2 separate regions of the Homo sapiens genome follow, and region 2 is linked to region 1. A link is an interaction called in ENCODE POLR2A ChIA-PET data of the cell type or tissue named here. Cell type or tissue: MCF 10A. All regions are shown on one strand. Links, peaks and the distances in the headings refer to the core of each region. The heading gives the core; the rest is flanking DNA.

The links. Peaks named below come from ENCODE experiments on the same cell type or tissue, not always from the same donor. Only the 100,000 strongest peaks of a DNase experiment are listed, where the experiment ranks them.
Region 2: POLR2A ChIA-PET joins it to region 1 with 5 read pairs; 3 of 35 experiments call an interaction of 5 or more read pairs at or near these places.

The regions. Positions count from the first base shown.
Region 1 is chr7:81,189,328-81,192,260 of GRCh38, forward strand. It overlaps the pseudogene LOC100420647. Among named protein-coding and RNA genes, the nearest start is that of SEMA3C, 270 kb to the left of the region's middle. In MCF 10A, for the core only: no CTCF peak of the experiment used is centred there; a DNase peak (open chromatin) is centred at 1,884.
Region 2 is chr7:81,245,720-81,248,652 of GRCh38, forward strand. No RefSeq gene overlaps it. Among named protein-coding and RNA genes, the nearest start is that of SEMA3C, 330 kb to the left of the region's middle. In MCF 10A, for the core only: no CTCF peak of the experiment used is centred there; no DNase peak of the experiment used is centred there.

The DNA of each region.
Region 1 (2,933 bases), core at 335-2,834:
GTTTTTCCAACCCCAAAGTATATAATTGGGGGGATTATACTGAGCAACAGGCAAAACTCCCACATTGCATCTCTAGTTTGTGGAGTAAGAGCTACTATGATAGTAAAAATATTCAACTGGAAGCCCGTAAAATATCCCTCCCCCTTGTTCCCACTCAAGATAGTAAATCGGAAGCAAAACTACATGCCAGGAGGAATTACAGAGTTTGGCACAACCCTCAAAGAATTAACAGGGATGGTTTTCCTCATTGTATCAATGTACATTCCTTCTATTTCATGGCAAGAGAAGTCAAACGGATGTGAAAGAGGATAATGGATTACCCTAAACTTCATAAAGTGTTAGCCCCAACTGCAGTTGCTGTGCCTTATGTAACATCTTCTCTGGATTATATTAACATAGCATTTTACCCTTGGTGTGTGACATTTGATCTAATAAATCAGTAAAAATGATCAGAAATAGTTTACACTTATATGGAAAGATCAACAGTCACATTGTTGTCTATGTCTAAAAGCTATGTTAATTGTCCTTCTCTTTGTCACTATATAGTCTAGAAAACTTTACTATTTATGTTTTGCAGAAAATCATGCTGACCAACTATATTGATGACATTAGGCTAATTTGACATGGTAGACAAGAAATTCCAAGTACTGTGAGTATGCTGACAAGATAATGGCAGACTGTTGTAGAGATAAACCCTATAGCAATCTAGGGCCTGCCATATCAACTTGAGTTTTTTTTAGGGATAAAATGATCTGGAGCATGCCAAGTAAATGAAAGTTATTGGATCTTGAATCTTCTACCACTAAGAAAGAGGCACAGTGCTTTTTGGACCTCTTTGGATTTTAGGGAAGTATATTCTATAATTGAAAGTGGCTCTCTGACCTATTCATTATATGACTGTGAAGACTACCTATTTTGAATGAAACTCTGAGGAAGAAAGGGCTCTGGGGCAGGTCCAGCCTGCAGAGTAACCTTCCCTCCCACTTGGAAATCCTAACAAAATCAAAGATATCCTTGATAGCTAAAGATAGGTAAGTAGGAATTCTACAAGAAATCACCAGCATAATGTTATACGAAATATCAGTATGGATCCCTAGAATCTAGAGGGAGAATAGGCTTTCTGTCCCAAAGAACTACTCACCATTTGAAAATTAGCTACTTGTATGCTATTGAGCTCTGTCTGAGGTCAAGTAACCATGAAAACAGAGCACTGCATCATTATCTGGGTATTATCCTATCTACCAAGTTATGAGGAGTACAAATCCATTTTATGATGGAAATAGTAGACTTGAAATTAGGTCCAAGCTTGCTGGTCCAGAGGGTATAAGTATGTGAATCGATAGCTCACTGCCTCAAATCACCTACCTTTGCTGCATTTTTTGCCTCTCACTCAACTTATAGCAATGACCTTTTGGGGATGGGTCCCTTTAATCAGCTTCAAAACGGGAAAATTCTCAGGTCTGGTTATTGCATGAATCAGCCTAATATGTTGGACTGCTGCAGCACTACAGCTCCACACATGGGGGTCCCTCGAAGACAGTGCTGATCGTCTCCAAAGGACAAAGCTAAGTGAAGTGCCATCAGTTGGTAAGAAACGGCACATATGCTCATCAACTTTGTATGAAAAGGGAATTAACCTGACATAAATGTGTATACAGACTCCTAAGCAGTATTTAATCAACTGGCAGGTCTAACTGGAGCCTGCAAATAACAAGATGGAAAATCAGAGCCAAAGTGGTTTCAGGAAGAGGCATAAAGATAGACTTATGTAGGTCAGCAGAAAGTCTGTGGATCTTTGTGTCTCATATCAGCACACACTAGAGAGGACTGTCAGCAAAAGAGGTATTCATCAACAAGTAAGAAATATGACTCATCTGTCTGGTGTGTGCCAGTCTCAGCCAACCCTGTGCAATGACTCCAAAGTCAGAGGCAGGAATGGGTTCTATGTACAGTCCAATAATATGGGCTTCTTCTCACCAAGTATGATCCAGCTAAAAGCTGCCAAATAGCTAACCTGTCATTGACAGAATAAAGTTACCTTTATCCAAAAATGAAACAAAGATAATGTTCATGGGACAGAAATAGCTTTGGAAAAACAATTGACTGAAATGCCAACTGCAAGTGACTTTTGAAATGATATTTGTTCTAAATGCGGAAAATTGAAGGCTTCCTCTACATGTGAATAAGTAAGTCTTGGCAGTATTACTTGGCAGTACTACTGCTGGAGATTTTTCTAGACCAACGCTTTATGGTTGGGCTCTGCTGGCCTTCGAACTTTGCCTTGATGGCTGTCAGATGATTTCTGACACAAGCAAATCCAAACTATCAGAGAATCATTTCACCCTGGTTCACAAAGCTGCACACCTCTAGCTGTAATCTCATGTGAATGATGGCACTGAACTTGAAAGTTTTGTATGCAAGAAGGTTAATGAGAAAATTGAAACTCCAAAAAATCTTGTTTGGAGAGCTGGTAGTGACAACACCCGATTTTGCTTTACTACAGTATACAAGCTGGATTATAGATCTTCTGCATTTGGTAGAGTAACTCATGCCAGTCTGAATGCACACGGGTATACTGAAACCTTTCCATCAGGAGTCAAAGTGATCCTGTCAGCTTAAACTGATGGGAAAAACTTCCATGCAGAAGGTTATAAGGTCGGGTTAAGATTTGAACTGGAAGCTTAATGGATTTTGAGTAAAGCATTGCATTCGACCCTGCAGGTTAAGAGAAATGAACCCACAGTATATTGGCCTTAAAATTCTGTAGTATTTCAAATGGGAAAAGTTTTTAGTCTGTAAAATAACTATAGTTCTCCCCGTAATGAAGTCTTGGGATGGCAAGTCAATTCTAGAAGACACACTTGAAAGCACACATGGCAACTGTAATATTTGTGACATGTTTCACTTCAGTTCCTCAGTGTTATTTTATATGT
Region 2 (2,933 bases), core at 329-2,828, 56 kb after region 1:
CAATAGCTGTGCAAAAGAACAGTAATAGTGGGAATAAGTAAAGAAGGATGTAAATGAAGTCAAAGTATTCAAATTTCTTTGTGCTATTTGGGAGGAGAGTGAAAGTACTGGACAATAAGTGCTCTCTAGGTGGGAAGGGAAGTGGGAGGAAGGTGCTAGGAGGGAGAAAATAGCATAGGCAAAGTTTCAAATTAAATTTAAAATTTAAAGCATCTGTTATGTGTATATATTTGTGTATTGAGGAATATACAAAAGAATGATCACTAGAATTAATGTTTTTTATCCCTCTGATGGATTTCATTGGATACCATGTTCCAGGCACTGTTCTAGGAATTGATTTAGAAATGACTTAAGAAAAAGACATGCTTTCTAAGACAACACTTTCCAGAGAGTTATCGTAGAAAAGTGGACTTACAGATAACTTTTTCATTTCTTTCTGCTATTTTTAATTTATAATTTAATGGGAACAATTTCAATAATAATTTAAAATAAAGCCATTTTTATTAAAAGATAACAAATTATTTGCTTTAAAAATGGCATTTAAATTTGAAATAAAAAATCACATTTATTGATTTTCATATGTTGAACCAACCTTGCATCCAGGGAATGAAGCCTACTTGATTATGATGGATTAGCTTTTTGATGTGCTGTTGGATTTGGTTTGCAAGTATTTTGTTGAGGAGTTTTGCATTGATGTTCATCAAGAACATTGGCCTGAAATTTTCTTTTTTATTGTGTCTCTGCCAGCTTTTGGTATCAAGGTGATGCTGGCCTCATATACTGAGTTGCAAAGAAGTCCCTCCTCCTCAATTTTTTGTAATAGTTTCCGTAGGAATGGTACCAGCTCTTCTTTGTACATATGGTAGAATTCAGCTGTGAATCCATCAGGTCCTGTGCTTTTTTTGGTTGGTAGGCTATTTATTACTGATTCAATTTGGGGGCTTATTATTGATCTGTTCAGGCATAGGCAGAAAATTGAAGTTGGACTCCTTCCTTACACCATATACAGAAATCAACTCAAGATGGATTAAAGGCTTAAATGTAAAACCAAAACTATAAAACCCTATGAGACAACCTAGGCAATACCATCTTGGACGTAGGAATGGGCAAAGGTTTCCTGACAAAGACACCAAAAGCAATCACAACAAAACCAAATACTGACAAATGGGGTATAATTAAACTAAAGGGCTTCTTCACAGCAAAAGAAATAAACTATCAACAGGGTAAACAGACAACCTACAGAATGGGAGAAAATATTTGCAAACTATGCATCTGACAAAGGTCTAATATCCAGCATCTATAAGAACTTAAGCAAATTTACAATAAAAAAGCAAACAACCCCATAAAAAAGTGGGCAAAGGACATGAACAAACACTTCGCAAAAGAAGACATACATGTGGCCAATAAGTTTATGAAGAAAAAAGCTCAATATCACTGATCATTAGAGAAATGCAAATGAAAATCACAATGAGATATCATCTCACGCTAGTCAGAATGGCTATTTTTAAATGGTCAAAAAATAACAGTTGCTGGTGAGGGTGCAGAAAAACGATAATCCTTATGCGCTGTTGGTAGGAGTGTAAATTAGGTCAACCATTGCGAAAAGCAGTATGATGATTCCTCAAAGAGCTAAAAGCAGAACTGCCATTTGACCCAGCAGTCCCATTATTGGGTATATACAGAGGAATATAATGCATTCTACCATAAACACATGTATGTTTATTGCAGCACTATTTACAATAACAAAGAAGTTGAATCAACCTAAATGCTCATCAATGACAGAATGGATAAAGAAAATGTGGTACATATACACCATGGAATATTATGCAGCCATAAAAAAGAACAAGATCATATCTTTTGTGGGAACATGGATGGAGCTGGAGGTTATCATCCTTAGCAAACTAACACAGGAACAGAAAACCAAATACAGCATGTTCTCACTTTAAGTGGGAGCTAATGAAAAGAACTTATGAACACAAAGAAGGAAACATTAGACACTGTGGTCTACTTGAGGGAGGAGGCTGGGAGAAGCGAGAGGAGCAGAAAAGATAACTATTGGGTACTGAGCTTAATACCTGGATGATGTAATCATGTGTACAACAACCCCCCTCCGATGACACGTTTATTTGTGTAACAAACTTTCACATGTATCCTCAAACCTAAAATTAAAAAAGAAAAATTATCAACACTGTCAGCCCTCCATATCTATGCATTCTTCATCCATGCATTCAATCAACTGTGAATAAAAAATATTTTTAAAAATAAATGAAAACAACACTGTAACACAAGTAATGTAAACAATTGCAGTATAAGATCTATCTACTTAGCATTTACATTGTATTAAGTATTATAAGTAATCTAGAGATGATTTAATGTATATGGGAGTATGTGTACAGTTTATGTGCAAATACTTCATGTCCAAAACTTGGATGTTAGCTAAATATGTTACAAATACTGTAATTTTAAACAGGAAAATACCATGTTCTTGATCAGAAATCAGCACACTACAACATGTGGACCAAATCTGAACCATTGCTGGTGTTTACAAATAAAGTTTTATTGAAAAACAGCCATGCCAATACATTTAAGTGTTATCAATTTCTCTTTTTGTGTTACAATGACAGAGTTGAGTAGCTGTAATACAGACCAGGTGGCACTTAAAGTCTGAAATATTTACTATCTGGCTTTTTACAGAAAACGTTGCTAATGCTTTGTCTTCATGAATATAAAAGTAAAAATATGTTTTCAGTTTAATGTAAAAACAAAAATATATTTTTAGTTCATCCCCACAATATGATCCCCTCACTTTTCCCTGTGAGCTATGTATCCATACAAAACACGCACATTCATAAACACGTAGCTAACATCCATTGAGTAGTACGTGTCAAGTATTTGTTTAAGAAATTTATGTGTATGATTCACTTGATTCTCAC